Linked DNA regions of Mus musculus: region 1 is linked to region 2. Evidence: chromatin loops called from intact Hi-C (ENCODE). Cell type or tissue: heart. All regions are shown on one strand. Links, peaks and the distances in the headings refer to the core of each region. The heading gives the core; the rest is flanking DNA.

Region 1 (8,332 bases), core at 30-8,029, 93 kb before region 2:
TAGGACACTGACGAAAATAACCGAGCCCATGATTGATACCAGTTACACAATTTACAACATAGCCCTAGCTTGACACATTCTAGTCTGTCCACCTTGCCTGCTTGTGATAGAGATCTGGATCCCATACACAGGTCTGGAGACCAGCAGCTGCAGTCCTAACTGCTTGGGACATGGAGGTAGGAGGATAGCTGGAGCTTAGGTGCTCAGGGCCAGCCTGGGAAATGCAGTAAAACTCCCATCGTTAGACACCCCCTGACCCCCCACCCCCAGTTCTAGAGATCAGCCATGATAACATTTGCTGAGGGATTTCTTTGCTAGCAATTTTCCAAGTCCTTTGTGAGTCAGCAGCACTTGATGCTATAACAATGCTGTTCTTTGCATTTCACGAATGCGGAACCAAATTCAGGTGTCCAGGTGTAGTCTCTGATGTCTATTTTTTTTTTCTTTTCACGTTGTTGGGTTTGAAAACACTAGTACACTTTACCACCATAGCATGTGGCCTCAAAATGTCAGTGATAGGCCAGTATGGTGAGGTCACTAAAGTATATACAGGTGTTTGTTGGTTGGTTGGTTGGTTGGTTGAGCCATGGTATCAGGTAACCAGGACTACCTGGCTGGCCTTGAACTCATTGTGTAGTTAACAGTAACCTGGAATTTTTATAAAGTCTTACATTGGAATTTTAATTTTTTTGAGTAAAGTTTTCACTAGGCAATCCTGCCCGGCCTAGAATTTGCTGTGTAGATTAGGGTGGCCTTGAATTCACAGAGATCCCCCTGCCTTTGACCCAAGAGTATGTGCATTAAAGGAGTATGTCATCATGGTCAGCCATATCCTGCGTCTTCGTCTTCCTCTAAAGTCCTGGACTTACAAGCATGTCTTTACCATGTCTGTCTTCTTTGCTTTAAAGTGGTGTGAATTCATATTTCTGGCATATCCCAGCCCACATCATTTAGCTCATTTCCTACATATTGGTTGACACAACTACGTATAGAGAAAGTCAGAATGTACTTTTCTAGTCTCCTCCACTCAGACATTATCATTGTGTTTACAAGTGGTTATATGAACGGGGAGCTGTTCTGGTAGGTAAGCCGATAATCTTTCCCTCATATTTAGCTCTAGATACTATGGCCAACAGTTCCTTTATTTTTAAAAGATTTCACTTATTTTTGTTTTATGTCTGCTTGAGATTATGTCTGTATACCATGTGTGTCCACTGCCCTTAGAGGCCAGAAGAGGGTTTTGGATCACCTGGAACTGGAGTCACAGACTGGTGCTGGAAATAAACTTGAGACCTCTGGAAGAGCAGCCAGTGCTCTTAACCACCTCTCTATTCTCCCCCAAGTCACCCTCTCTTTTTTGAGACAGGGTCTTATGTATTCCAGGCTAGTCTTGAACTCCAAGGATGCCCTTGAACTTGTGAATCTCCTATTTTCACTTCTCATTTGTTGGGATTACAGATGTGCTCCACTATACCTGATTTAGGCAATACTGAGGATGGGATTCAGGGCTTTGCATAAGCTAAACAAGCTCCCTACCGAATGACCTGTGTACCCAGTCTACCAATATCTATATATAAACCCATAAAGTGGTCCTTACAACTGCACTGTCACACGGTGTCACAATTCTGCATGTACCTCCCGCTTATTCTGTCCATTACGCCTTTTCCCTTACTTTGCAGTGATAAAGAGGAGTGCAGAAACAGAAGCAGTTTCCTGAGATGAAGCAACACATTTATTTGTTTACAAATTTAATGCTCAAAATAGCCACGTAAGCCAGGCTTGGTGGCAAGGGCCTTTCCCCCATCACTCAGGGGACAGAGGCAGGTGGATCTCTATGAGTTTGAGGCCAGTCTGGTCTATACAGCATGCCCCAAGGCATCCAAGTCTACACAGTATGATGGGACCCCCATCTCAGAGGAAGGAAAAAGAAAAAGAAAGAAAGACACAGAAAAGGACACCTAGTTCCAAGAGGACAGACTGTGGGAGTCCAAATAATTTAAGGTACCTAGAATACAAATCAGGGAGACCTACATCCCTGTGGGACAAAGAGGCAGTAAGGAAGCACTGTTAAAGAAGAACTATTCTGTAGCTGGGCGTGGTGTCGCACACCATTGATCCCAGCACTCGGGAGGCAGAGGCAGGCGGATTTCTGAGTTCAAGGCCAGCCTGGTCTACAAAGTGAGTTCCAGGACAGCCAGGGCTACACAGAGAAACCCTGTCTCAAAAAAACAAAACAAAATAAAATAAAAAAAAAAGAACTATACTGTAATTTTGTTACAGATTTTTGTTACACACACCCTATTGATGCTTCCTGTGAAAGATTAAAGCATCTAACAGGTCCTGCTCTGGTGCCTGGCTGAGGTCCTGTCAGGAAAGCAGCCTCTTAAGGACAACTAGCCACACTGCCCTCCTGGCAGCCAGTTTAGATATTGGGGCTCACTGGGCAGACACCTCTGCAGTCATATGGGCCACCAGAACCTCCGTGGAAGACTTGCTCCAGTCATGATCTGTCCAGACAGCCTCCACCGACACTGAGCAAGACAGCATGGTAGTGAACTCTGATGACCTTGCAATCGTCTCATCCAGGCCAGGGGGAGGCTCTCCCTTGGTGGCTCTGCAGAAAACCTGCGATTGATTCAAACGTGCATGAAGGACTGCCAGGATTGGGGCTAAGACCCTTGCCATAACACCCTTTTCTCTTTATATATAAGCCGACTGAAACTCACGTTTCAGTCAGTGTGAAATACAGCCTCTGTATCCTTTTTTTTTTTGGTATGTCAGGCCTTAGAGGGTTTTTGTAAAAAAAATTTAATTTATTTTTATCAATAGTAGGGTAGGCTGAGCTAGGAACACCAAAAGGCTGAGGCTAGAGAGAATAGAGAGCTGAGGTGAAAGAAGGCTGTGGAAAAAACAGATCCTGTTGCTAAGACTTTTAGGGAGCTGTCTAGCCAAAGGACCGCCTTAGCCATTGTGGAAGGCCAAGGGTTCTGAGAATGTCTGAGGTTAGAGGTTCATTCAGGAGCAGTAATATTACCAAATGCCTGCTGCTGTTCATTGTTGCTCAAAGATGAAAATTATAACAGCTGCCAAGTGCTGGGCCGCTTGGTAGTTAAAGCCCAAGCCTGGAGCTGTAAGTCCGTGGGCCTGCCAGTCTAGTCCCTAGGCCTTGGGTACAATGGCCCTGGAAGAGCAGGTGGACACCTTTCCTACACAGAAGGACCCGGTCAATTGGTCAAAAGCAACTAGAGCGGTAAAACTTGGAGGCGCGATGGTAGGTGCCAGGGACTAGGGGTGGGGAATGGAGGGTTGATAGTTGAATGAAGAAGGTTCTTAGGGAAAAAAATGGAAAGAATTCAGGAGGTGAAAGTTGAGAGTATGCATACACTTAAAGATTACAAATGAAAACATAAAAACTTCAAATTGAAGTGCCAAACTTGAGGTTTTTCAATTCATATAAACCCAGTGCCTGCAGGCAGATTTCTGAGTTCGAGGCCAGCCTGGTCTACAGAGTGAGTTCCAGGACAGCCAGGGCTACACTGAGAAACCCTGTCTCGAAAAACCAAAAAAATAAAATAAAATAAATAAATAAACCCCAGTGCCTGATTTCCACCCACTAAAGGGCAGGCATCTGCGCCTGCTACCCTGCGACCACCGGCAGGTGGCGCCCTGGGCCGCGTTTCCTGATTCGTCGGGGGGGGGGGAAGGGGCGGGACTTCCACCAGCCGGAAGCGGAAGTCTGCTCCTGGCGTCCCGCCGTCAGGTCGCGCGATTTGCGGCATGGCTTTCCGGCAGGCGCTTCAGCTGGCGGCCTGTGGTCTGGCCGGTGGCTCGGCCGCTGTTCTCTTCTCGGCGGTCGCGGTAGGGAAGCCGCGAGGTGGCGGGGATGCAGACACGCGCGCGACCGAGCCGCCGGCCTGGACAGGAGCGCGAGCCGGGCGCGGCGTCTGGGACACCAACTGGGACAGGTGCGGGGACGGGAGGTTTGGGCTCGGCCCTGCTTCCTCACCTCCATCCCGGGATGGCGGAGATCGGTGCTCTGAAGGGAAGGGGACGCTGCGTGCTAGTGGGTCTTGAGTTTGTGTGAATCGGTGGCAGTGCCTGGATGGCGCACCTCCCGAAGGTCTTCGCGCCTGGGCCACCCGTCTCTCTGAGGGACCTCTAACCGCCCGGACCCCATACTCGAAGAGTCCTTGTTCAGAGACAGTGCACCAGGTCTTTGTCCCAGGACCACCATCCTCTGTGGGCCTGAAATTCCAAAGGATTAAGTCTTACTCAGAGTCAGGGTCTTGATAGACAGCCAGGTTTGCCTCACAAATTCTCCTCCTGCAGCTTGGGGAAGATTGGGACTGCAAGCATGCTATCCCTTCAGAGGCCAGAGAACCCGTGCGTGAAGTAGAGCCAAGGGTTGGGTTACCCATGGAAGCCGGGTACAGTGGCATGTATAGCGAGTGGCATGCAGCTTTAATCCCAGCACTGGGAGTCAGAGGCAGGCAGAACTCTGAATTCTGGGCTATATAGAAACACCTTGTCTCAAAAAAAAAAAAAAAAAAAAAAGAAAGAAAGAAAAAAGAAATGACCTGATTTTAAATGTTTCATATTTGCTTGCTGTGTCTGCTTACGTGGATGGATTGGTACAGTGGCCTTGTTAGGTGGGGAAGGATGCATGACAGATGGATCAACAAGTGCCGGAAGGGACTAAAAGGGGCATATCCACTTGGTTTCTTTCTGGTATGCCTTCCTCTCTGACAGTCGTCTCCAAATTTTGTCTGGTCCAGCCCCACACACGGCCCTGTAGCTGCAGCAAGACTTTGGCCTGGTCTGTATATGGGACTAACACCCCAGGTTAGCCTGCTCAGATCATGCTTGAGCCGCCACCACCACCCTTTCCAGACCTTCCTCTTCCACCATTGTGTTAATTTGGGCAGCTCTGACTTGTCCTATTCCTGCCTCCTACATTTAACTGAGTAGCTTCAGTTTCTTCGGCTCCTACGTCCACTCCACTAACTACAGTCCTCAACATTGTGATGGCCACTACCCCAGTGACTGCTCAACACTTAAAGTGTGTTTAGTGTGACTTAGAAAAGAGCTCTATTTTTATTTGATTTAAAATTAATTATAGTAATCCCTCTGTATGGTGGGGGATTGGGTCCATGATCCCTGAACATATCAAACTCTGTGGATGTTCATGATAATGAAGTATTTACAGATAACCTAGGCATCTAGCTTATCCTCCTGTATACTTTAAATCATTCCTAGATTATTTATCACACTCAGTACAATAAAATTGCTACCTAAGTAGTTGTTAAAATATATAGCTTGAGGTTTTAAAAAAAAATCACATACAAAAAGGTCTGTTTAGTTCAGATGCAAACTTTTGAGTATTTTTTGATGCCCGGTTGATTGAATATTGAGTGTGGAATCTTGAGCTACGAAAGACCTAAGTATAGTTAGACTTACTTATTCAACCTGGCCTTTTGTGATCCTTCCGCCTCAGCTTTTCCAGAGTGTGAGGAGTCCAGACTTGTACTGTGAGAAAGCACAGCCAAGGTCCTGTGCCTAGTATTTTTAACTTACGTTAGGGATGTTAGTATATGCTCGCTTGTACTCCTCATACTTGGAAGGCTGAAGTAGAATTGTTGTGACGTCAGCCTGAGCTACACTGAGAGGGCCTGTCTTATCACCAGCAGAAGTAGTAAATGAATGAAACAGCCCCAAGACTATTGGAGTCACACAGACAGTACAGTTCTAGGCTCCGCTGCAGTGCAACTATCCACTCTCACATCTCTTGACACTGCTTGCTTATTTGAGGCATCATTGGGTTTCTCCTTTTTTTTTTTTCCCGTCTCATGTGCACGTGTGTGAGATCACATGTGTGTAGGTCTGTGGGAAAGCCCGGGGTAGTTATGGAAATTGTTTCTCAATCATACTTCTGGATTATTGTTTAAGGCATGGCCTCTCAGTCAAACCGAGAACTTGCAACACAAGTAGTCTGACTAGACAGCTTCTTCTAGGGGTCCCGTCTCCACGTTCTGAGGCTGCAATTATAAGTGGGCCATTATACCTACCCAGTATTTATGTGGCTTCTGGACTCTAGTCTTCCTGCTTGTATAACAAGCACTTTAACCTGTGAGCCATCTCTTCACCCAGCCTGTCTTCACCAGGAACATGAACCTGAGGCTTCATGTTATATGCAGGAATAATATATGTATCAACCAGAGCGAGCCTAGCCTTTTCGGGAAGAGTCTGTGAGGCTAGGCTCTCTGGCCTGGGCTTCTCCCCCAGGCCTTTTCCCAAGCACTGAAAGGTGTCTTGGACAAGAGGTCATAAGATAAGACATACTTTTACAATTAGGCGAGAGCCACTGTCACTCATTAACCTGAAGAAAAGGAATGTGGAATCTGGAGAAGACGAGTTGACATCCAGGCTGGATCACTATAAGGCCAAGGCCACAAGGCACATCTTCCTCATCCGGCATTCCCAGTACCATGTGGATGGCTCCCTGGAGAAGGACCGCACCCTGACACCATTAGGTATGACTCATTGGTTGGTCTTGAAGTTAGTTACAGGCTGAACCAGGGATCTAGGCCTTCTCTCTGCTCCCCCTCCCCCTCCTACCTTTCAGCATGGTGGTGATACAGCCAGACTCTCACTATGTAGTCTGAGTTCCTGATTCCCCTGCCTTGCTTCCCAAGTAGGTGGGAAGGTGAGCATTGTGGTGTGCCGTTCCATTTTAAACAGTTTATTGATAGATGGCATATTTCCCACTTGTATAATACTCAAAAAGAGTTGGATGGTCACAATGTCTCCAGGATTCTCCTCTAGCAGATTGTTTCTCCAACCTGAGGAGTTCTGTGGCTTCTGACCCCTGGGCATAAGCAGGGTATCAGGTCTCCACTGTGGTGTAGGTTACTGTATCCAGCAAAAAACTCATTTTCAAAACAAAAGGAAAATGATTTCTTAGAATGTTTTCAGCTATATGCTAAAGCACATTTAAGGAAAAAGCATTTACTATCACTGTCTCCTTGTGACCCCTGAGAATCAGTTTGTAGTTTGAGGCAGGCCTTGAACTCATGGCAACCCTCCTGCCTCAGCCTCCTGAGTGTTGGGAGTACAAGTCTGTCTGCACCACCAAGCCCAGTTCAGTTTTCATTTTTTTCTTCACTTTGTTGTTATGTTGTATCTATTGTCATGAGGCAGTGGGCTACCATGATGCTGAGACTTGATTTTGTTCTTTCTTTATCAGTATTGGGAATGGAACCCAGGGTTTTGCATGTTAGGCAGTTCTATCAGTGGGCTATATTATATTCCCGAGTGGAACTTGATTTTCAACATAGTTGAATAAAAATAGGATAGGGCAGGCCTACATTCCACTGCTGTCGAGTTTACTCACGTTGCTAACTGAATCTGGTGTATTTTCTCTTGGGGTTGAGGACAACCGATTGTTTCTTTGCTCCCCAGGGCCCTGACCCTGGTTAGGTCTATGAGGATAACATCTTGAGTGACGCTTGATAGCACTTCACTGTTTATGCAGTAAGTGGAGGGTCCTGGTTTATGACATTCACAGGTGTTTTTGCTTCCAGGTCGGGAACAGGCTGAACTCACGGGGCTCCGACTTGCAAGCCTGGGATTAAAGTTTAATAAAATTGTCCATTCCTCTATGACCCGTGCAGTAGAGACCACAGACATCATCAGCAAGCACCTGCCAGGTGAGTGCTGGTTGTCTGCTGTTTGGGGTGTGTAGATTCACTCTTGGGACACCTTGCTGAACAGGGGCCTGCTTTTTTCCAGGTGTCTCCAGAGTCAGCACAGACTTGCTACGGGAAGGTGCCCCCATTGAACCGGATCCACCTGTCTCTCACTGGAAGCCAGAGGCTGTGGTAAAAATGCCATCCCTTGTGCCACTGGATTAGGGCAAGGCCTGCCCTTACCCTTGTCTGCTTCCACACTGACAACTCCTTACTCTGCTCCTAGCAGTATTATGAAGATGGAGCCCGGATTGAAGCTGCCTTCAGGAACTACATCCACCGAGCTGATGCCAGGCAGGAGGAGGACAGCTATGAGATCTTCATATGCCATGCCAATGTCATCCGCTATATTGTTTGTAGGTAAGTGCCAGCAACCACGCATTCCTCGGTGTGATTCGGGGAATGCTGGTGAAGCCTGGTCAGAGAAGTCCCAGTGAAGCTGGCTATGACAGTGTATAACATGATTAAGGAGCTGTGTTCTGGCCTCCACTACCTTATGAAAACGGTGAATGTCTAAGGCTTTTCAAGACAAGGTTTCTCTGTGTAGCCCTGGCTGCCTTAAAACTTACTCTGGCTTTGAACTCAGA
Region 2 (8,332 bases), core at 87-8,086:
AAATTTCATGAGTCTGACAGTTATTAACACTGAAGTGTACTGATGGTATTGCTAACTTATCTCCTTATCAAATGGTCAGACTTAAATATAACCTTCCAAGCACACTGTAGGAATAGTGTTATCTATGCTATTTTTCAGAATAAGCTCCATATTATTCTTTCTGTTCTATGCTTAACATGTTTCATGGCAAAATAACCCACATCCTGAGCTTATAAGTCATGCTGAAGCTGGGTGCAGTGGAACATGCTTTTAATTCTAGCACTCAGGAAACAGAGTCAGGTGGATCTCAGAGTCTGAAGCCAATCTCACCTACACAGTGAGTTACAAGCAAGCCTAGGCTACAAAGACCCTGACTCAAAAAAAAAAAAAAAAAAGAACCAAAACCCTCACAACGAGAAATTAGAGGTGAGAAGCCTGAGGAGCCTGAGAGGATGGTGCTCACTAGCAAGGGGTGATGCTGACTCTTTAGGAGGGCTAGCACGCTGACACCTGTCACTGCAGACACATGGCCTCTGACTCCATCTGTCCTCTGTGACTGATGATTACCTATGAATGAAGGAACTCACCAAGAATAAATTCAGCTTAGCCTATCAACTTAGCCAATGACTTACAGGTCTAGTATAGGATAAACACAAAAGGTGTGCAGGCAAAGAGTCCCAGAGATAATGTGCCTTAGAGGCAGTGCCAATGCACATAACTTAGACTGTTATGAGACAAACATTAGCCAAGAATACTCAAGTTCCACTGATTTAAATTTGCTGACAAATGCATCAGGTTGTTAGAAGCTAGAGACCACGGCATATTCGCCTCTTAATTCCCCTTACTCTGAGTTTGTGCTGAGCAAGACATCTGATTCCTAAGCAGTCCTTCCTCCTTTCAGAGATGGATGGAATGGTACAGCCCTCCAGAACAGAGGACTCCCCAGCTACAACTGCCTCTGCTTAATTCACCCAGATGGCTCCTGATCACAATCAGCTAGCTCCTCCTGAAGTCAATCTACAGATGAAATTTCTGGACTGTGCCAGGAGTTAGGCTTCTGACAGCAGTCCTTCCTGAACTGCAGTAAACTGGCATTTACTGTCTAACCTCAGTCTTCTTTGAATTTGGGTAGGCATGATTCAACCATACAGGGTCTCATTACCTCAGTCTGCTGACAAAGGCAAATTTCTAGACACCAAGGAAGATGAGACAGCTAGCATGGGGGTGTGGACACACACACACCCTGTTTTTGGTAATACACACCACATTTGTGATTTTTTTTTTAAAACAGATCATTTTCATTATTGTTATCTTTTTCTTTTGTTTGGTCAATTTGGCTCTGTTTGTGTGTATGCATTTGCACATCTTTAGGTGCCATTCATGTTGTTTTTCAAGACAGTAGCTTTCTGACCTGGAATTCATCACTAGGAATACGCTGGCTGGCCAGTAAGCCCCAGAGATCTGAGTGTTTTCACCTCCCCAGTGTTGAAGTTACAAGTGTACACTATCATGCCTCACTTTCTTACATGAGCTTTGGCGAATGATCAAAATCAAGTCTCACAAGCACTTTTGTGACTGAGCCATCTCTGCCAGCTCAATCTGTTTGTTTTGGGTTGGGATTTAAGGCTCAATATATGGCCCAGGATAGTCTCCAACTCATGGTGACTCTCCTGCTTCCACCTCTGAATGCTAGCCTTATAGTCATGTACCACTTCACGCAGTTTATAGTTTTATTTTTAACCATTTTTCCTCCCATTTCTGGATGGCAAAGCAAAGCTATCACTGAGGAATTCCCAAGATATACCTAACTTTAGCAGTTCACCCAGATTTTGCATTAAGAGACCATCTAAGGTGCAACAGGCTTCCAGCTTTCCCAGCAGTTCACAAACAGGATCCACAAACAACAGCTACCCCATTACTGAGGTTATCATCAACTAGACAGGACGCACAGGCAAAGATAAAACAGGGCTGGCTTCCTGAAGATGTCTGGTTGGTGCTGCACTATTGAACAACAGCAAACAGCATTCTATGTAAGTGAAAACCAAAGGCCAGCCTCAGGTACAGCAAGGACATAATTCACATGCTTTGAGTTAAACACGTTTGCCTCAAATCCTGTTTTTCCATTTGGCTGTAAGACCTTGTTAGGTAGATTTCTGAGCCACTCTTAGCTTATTTCCTCATCAATAAAAACACAGAGAAAATAAAGCCGGGCATGGTGGATCACGCCTTTAATCCCAGCACTCGGGAGGCAGAGGCAGGTGGATTTCTGAGTTCGAGGCCAGCCTGGTCTACAGAGTGAGTTCCAGGACAGCCAGGGCTATACAGAGAAACCCTGTCTCGAAAAACAAAACAAAACAAAACACAGAGAAAATAAATACAAAAATTTTGCTAGGATTGACTACAATAAGATATAGGGTCTCTGCTAAACAAGTGTAATTAATTCTCCTTTCAACAGCTGTTGAAAGAGCCAAATTGCAGTTATATTCTCACTTGAGAGAGAAAAAAAAAAAACACTACTTAAAGCAATTGGCCAAAACCCAGCTATTTTTAAATCTGAGCAACTTTCATTTCTTCTGTTTCCTTTCTTTTATAAGAAATAGGGAAGAAACAAGATTTTCCAGATTTGTGTCTGTGTTCATACGCACAGTTGTGTGGAGGGCAGAGGACAACTGAAGAGTGGATGCTTTCCTTCCACCACAGGGCTCCCAGGGAACTCAGGTCATCAGACTCTATAACATTCAACCACTCAGAAGTCTTTCCGATCTGCTTTTGGATTTTTTAGACAGAATATTGCTATGTAGCATGGGCCTCAAGCTGGCTGAGGTCTTCCTGTCTTGACTTCCCAAGAGCTGGTATAACAGACATGTGCCACCCTATCCAGGCTTTTCCTTTTCTTTCCATTCAAGGTACACTGTATCTGAGTCATTAACGGACTATAAAAGTCAGGCGGCATTTGTAAATGGTTTACAGTGTCCTACTGACAATAAAATACAAACTTCTTAGCCTCGACCGGAGACCACTTTAATTGGGTTCCTACTTATGTCTGTACCCCTCACATGCTGTGTCTTTTTTCATTATCTGGCTATATCATGCATCCAGAAGTACAACTGACTCTCCATAGGGTCTCTACACTTCTTGTTCACTTTTCTTGAGACATTCCTCTCAATAATTTTGCACAAACGATTCTTGTCATGGAGGCCTGTCTTGACTCAAAGGTAAACTCTTCCGAAGGTTGCACAAACCTAATCCTCTCAACTGTTTTGAGTTGTCAGTATACCTCCACCAGAAAGTGATGAAAACAGAGACCAAAACACTACTGTATCCTGGGACCTTTTACAAACAGGGCCTCTTTTTCTATAAACATTCAGTAAGCGCCCGTGGGAAGGTGGTAAGCTGTTCGCCTAGCTCTCTCTGGTCACTGACTCCACTGACCATGTTCAGCAAACACCTCTGAGCACCAGAATCAAAACAACCTAAGTCCCCCACGCACTGTACGACTTGCCACCATGTCACGTTCGTCATCAACTGCAAAAGGAGCAGACTTCAAACACGCTGACCCAACCAAGCAGCAGTAGCAACGCTCTCAGGGCAGACCGCATTCCGTGGGTGCAGAAGCAGTCTCTGCATTTACTGACAACCCAGCTGCGAGGCAGGTTTCCAACCCCACGGAGTAAAAGCAAAAACTGACTTGAGCTGACCGCGGCTGACCCAAAGTCTGCGCGACCCTCACCGGACTCTGCATCCGCCTTGCCCCTGTACGCCTCTCTGGGCGCGGCCAGGGTTGCCCCAACAGTTCCTCCACGGTCCTCTGCCACAAGGTCCCGACCCTCCTCAGTAATAGCCCCCAAAACCCTCACCGGTTCCGGCCCAACCCTGCGGCTCCGGTAGGACGTGGCTGTGCAAGGGGCGGGGCGCAACAGGGTACCAGTCTCGGGCAACCCCCCGGAAACAAACGGTCCGCGAGGTCTTCGTTCCGGAAGAGAGGCTGCCCTCAGCGGCCAGTAGCCACTTTCAAATTGGGGTTGGTATGGATCTCCGGACAGATTGAGATATCCTTCAGAAAGTGGACTTAAAATTTTGTGTGCCTTCCCTTCAGAGGAACAACTTCCAGCCTAAGAGACGAAATCAGGACAACCCTCCCCCCCCCCCCAAAAAAAGAAAAACGCTTCCGGTGGTAGTGACGTTGGACTCGCCACGCTCCCGCCCCTCGCGGCCTTCTGACTGGTGGGTATGACGATCCACGTGGCCACGCCCCCGGGGCGTGGCTTCCCCGCCAGACACCGCCTCCACCACAGTTCTGACAACTTGTTCCTAAGTGTTTGTCAGTCTTGTTTGTATTATTGCCAGTGTTATACATGGCCGGACACTGCGCCACGCGACTGCATTGCCAGCCACGAGGAAGTCTGACAAGTATCACAAGCTCGAGGACTGACTGGACTATAAAGTGGGACTTGTCTTAAAAGGTAAAAAGACGTCTGCGGTGTAGTTCAGAACTCTTGGGTTCAGTCTCTAGTATGTGAAGATAGGAAAGGAGAGGAAGTTCTCACAACACAATATTAAACTATTGCCACTGCTACATGGGGAAAATGCTAAGTATACATTTTGTTTTCAGTGCTCGAGATTGTATCCTGGGCCTTGAACATGTCTAGTAACCTCCCCACCTCCAAGCTACATTTCCAACCCCAAATAAAAATGACCAAAGCTTTACAAAGATATAATTTACATGCTGTAAAGTTTGCTCCTGTTTACGATTTTATCATTATTTCTGTTTCTGAGTGTCCTTGCCTGTACATTTCATACCAATAGGGTTCATATACTGTATAGCTTTGAGTTCTTTTTCAAATTGTATCCATGTTGTACATCTTTTAGTGCTTCGTTCTTATTGCTAATATCCTATTGTTTGGATATTTCCCTTTTGTTTCTGCTCATCAGTCAATGAACAAATTTGAAGGGTCTTGAGGTAGACAAAAGGACTGACAGGGTCCCAGCTTTATATGTCCAGGGGTTGATGGGGGAACCTGCTGTATCTACTGAGGACTGTTGTGTGCCAAGGACTTTGCCAGATGCTGTCTGCTTTCAGGAAACTTACTTCTTGGAGGGAAATAGTAAAAAACAGACATACAAGAGAGTAGATGATGTCAGAGCTGAATAAAGAGACAGGTGGGTAGACATTCTGCAATCTTATGGATTATTGAGAAAGGACCTCTCTGAACCTGGTGAGTGGCTCAGCAAGCAAGGTCACTTGCAGCATAAGACTGGCAATTTGAAGCTTATATAGTGGTGGAAGAAGTGAACCAACTCTACAAGTTGGCCTCTAATCTCAACGTGTGCACTTTAATACACTCACCATATATATTTACACATATCACATACATACACAATAATAATTTTTTAAAAAAAATGTAGAGACATCTCATCAATCTGAGTCAATTTCTAAAGAAAACATAGCTGTGGAAAGATGCTTCAAACCTGCCCGAGAGGTTTGAGCATGATGAAGATCTAGGAGAGTGTTAAATACGAGTAGCACGAGGAGGGGAGATCGGTGTGAGCCTAGAGAATGGCCACATAGGGTCTGTGACAATGGAAAGGCAGATCTTTCAAAGATGTCAAAGGCTACAGTGATCAGAGTTAAGTACTGGCTCAGGCACAAACTCTGGCTGTGGGAACAGAGCTCATTCTTGTCACGTAGAATGCAGTTGCTCTTCGAGAGAAGAAGGATGATGCCTGGGTTTTGACCCGAGTCACAAGGTCATAAAATTTTCTGAGATGCTGAAGACCATGAAGGCGGGCTTTCATGGTATGTGTGGGTGGTGTGACAGCATCTACTTTGGAGTTTCAAGAAACTTTGAGATGTCAGAAAGACAAGTCATACACTATCCAGTCACAGGCATAAGGATATTGCATACTTCAGGGAGCTTCTGGAGTCTGTTACTCTCAGAGAGGACAATCTTTTGTGCAGTGTACGGAAGCTTCACCTGTCAATAAAAGATTGATAGCCTATGAGCTTAGGCAGGAAATAGGGAGGTGGAAGTTCCTGTAAAGAGAGAGGATCTGGAAGAGAGTCTAAGGCTTGGGAGAAATTTTCCTGGAACTCTTGATGATTGTCTCATGAACCCTGAGGAGAGATAAACAAGCCATGTCACAGGACTTGGAATAGAACAAATGGGTTAAGTTATGAGTTAGTTGGGGAACAGGTCCAAGCTTTTGGTCTAGGCATTTATTCATATATAACTCAGTCTCAGTTGTGATTTTGGGGAACTTGAGCGCCGGGTGAAAAGGCCCGTGGTAACAGTAGACTAGGAAGTGTTTTAAGTCCCAGTGTTTATTCCCTTTGACTTTAATATAAGCTACGGGGCTATATGTTCTGTGACATTTACACTAATGTCTGTTTAATGGTCCAAAGTGCTCAGGAGCAGGAGGTAGTCCTGCTATAGATCACCTGAGCTTACTTCATGTGGCTAAGTATATCTGTTGAGTCTGTAAGACTGGCCTCTCCTACTTTATGGGCCTAGCTTGAGGAATTCTCATTTCTTGAGGAGAAACCCAGCCCATTTATACAGCCCTGACAGTGTATAAACATTAACTGGTGTGCATACAAAATTTGAGGGGAGCCAGAGAAAAGACGAAGCCAGAGAACCCTCAGGGGTTCCTCCATCAACCCCCACTTGGAGTTGGGTCCACACTGGACTTCTGTGGTTTTTTGTTTTGTTTTGTTTGTTTTTTGATTTTTCGAGACAAGGTTTCTCTGTGTAGCCCTGGCTGTCCTGGAACTCACTTTGTAGACCAGGCTGGCCTCGAACTCAGAAATTCGCCTGCCTCTGCCTCCGGAGGGCTGGGACTAAAGGCATGCGCCACCACGCCCGGCTGGTGTTCTTTTTACTAAGTTTCAGTTTCCTACTTCTGAGCTTCTGGTGGCAACTTTATGGGTCTGTTACCTGGGCCCCACTAGAGCCATGTGAGGCCATCCTGGTTACCACTCTCTCTTAGGCTGCCAGACCAACGCAGGGTAAGCTGTCAGCAGGGTCCCCTCAACTAGCAGAAACCCACTTTGAACTCCCAGCTACACCTCTGAGTTAGCTGTCTTTGAGACAAACACCAGTTCCAGGGTAGGGAAGCCTGCTACAATACTGGTCTGACCATTCCCTATCACCCCTCACCTACAGTATCAAGTAACTAAGATGAGTAAGACTGAAGATTGAATCAGCGTTTTGTAATTGGAAGTAGGGGCTCCTTTGTTTTAAGCCAGTTTTCTCAGTTGTCATTGGGTGTCTGGCCTAATGAAGTTGTACTGGGGGCAGCCTGGTTCCTTGAGCACCCCCATGACCCTTTTCTGGCTTGTGCTTGGAATCGTACAGGGGCAGGAAGGGGTCCTTCTGATAGCAAAAGGAATGACACAACAACTGGCAAGGCAGAGATGCAGGCCAAGCTGACCACAAGGATCAAGAGCTACAGAGAAAACAGGCTGTGTCAATTCTGTGAGGAACCCTGCACACCCTACAGGTGATAACAGGCAGCAAGGCAACTCCAGATTATTGGCTTTTTTGGGCAGAGTGGTTCAACTTCATTATCGGCTTGACTGGATTTGAGGTCACCTAGGAGACACAGGTCTGGGTGTGTCTGAGGTTGTTTAACTGAGGAGAACAACCCAAAGTGTAGGCTGCACCACCCCTGGGCTGGATCCTCAACAGGAACAGAATACAGAGAAGGGGGAGCCACAGCGTTCATTTCTCTCTGCTTTCTGACTGCAGAGTCAATGTGACGGGTCACTTGCAGCTTCACATGCCTTTCCCACAACCATGGACTAAACTTTCCAACTAGAAACCAAAATAAGCCCTTTCTTATCTCACATACCAACAAGTCACTAATGGGGAATCTAGAGAAAGGAAGCTATAAAGAACTGCCTGGGTCCCACAAACCTGCTCAAATTCTACCCAGGAATGTTCGCCAGGGCTCAAAGCTCCCTTATGCTAGAGCCGGACATGTTCTTTCTGCCATGTGTTCATCAGAAATTCTGTGGAATCCCTTCAGCCCCTCTGAGGTGACTCTTGGACATTATGCTTTTTTCTTTCTTTCTTTCTTTCTTTCTTTCTTTCTTTCTTTCTTTCTTTCTTTCTTTCTTTCTTTCTTTCTTTCTTTCTTTTTTTTTGAGACAGGGTTTCTCTGTGTAGCTCTGGCTGTCCTGGAACTCACTCTGTAGACCAGGCTGGCCTCAAAGACATTATGCTTTCTTTTTTTTTTTTTTTTTTTTTGGTTTTCCGAGACAGGGTTTCTCTATGTAGTCCTGGCTGTCCTGGAACTCACTTTGTATTATAGACCAGGCTGGCCTCGAACTCAGAAATCCGCCTGCCTCTGC

Evidence for each region. Hi-C counts contacts between places; a loop is a spot of excess contacts. Peaks named below come from ENCODE experiments on the same cell type or tissue, not always from the same donor. Only the 100,000 strongest peaks of a DNase experiment are listed, where the experiment ranks them.
Region 1: a loop joins it to region 2, with 2.3 times the contacts of the local background. A loop is called at or near these places in 2 of 42 quality-filtered maps.

Annotation. Positions count from the first base shown.
Region 1 is chr5:110,265,285-110,273,616 of GRCm38, reverse strand. It overlaps Pgam5 (phosphoglycerate mutase family member 5), which reads left to right and starts at 3,718. Exons shown (of 6, transcript NM_001163538.1): 1 at 3,718-3,965; 2 at 6,352-6,530; 3 at 7,581-7,706; 4 at 7,789-7,877; 5 at 7,972-8,105. The coding sequence starts at 3,778. In heart, for the core only: a CTCF peak has its summit at 3,637 (motif pointing right); a DNase peak (open chromatin) is centred at 3,746; H3K4me3 peaks cover 1,754 bases; H3K27ac peaks cover 925 bases.
Region 2 is chr5:110,172,427-110,180,758 of GRCm38, reverse strand. Golga3 (golgi autoantigen, golgin subfamily a, 3) reads right to left here and starts at 3,902. Exons shown (of 24, transcript NM_001347389.2): 1 at 3,837-3,902. Gm15787 (predicted gene 15787) reads left to right here and starts at 4,255. Exons shown (of 3, transcript NR_040431.1): 1 at 4,255-4,442. In heart, for the core only: no CTCF peak of the experiment used is centred there; DNase peaks (open chromatin) are centred at 3,858 and 4,188; H3K4me3 peaks cover 2,160 bases; H3K27ac peaks cover 1,267 bases.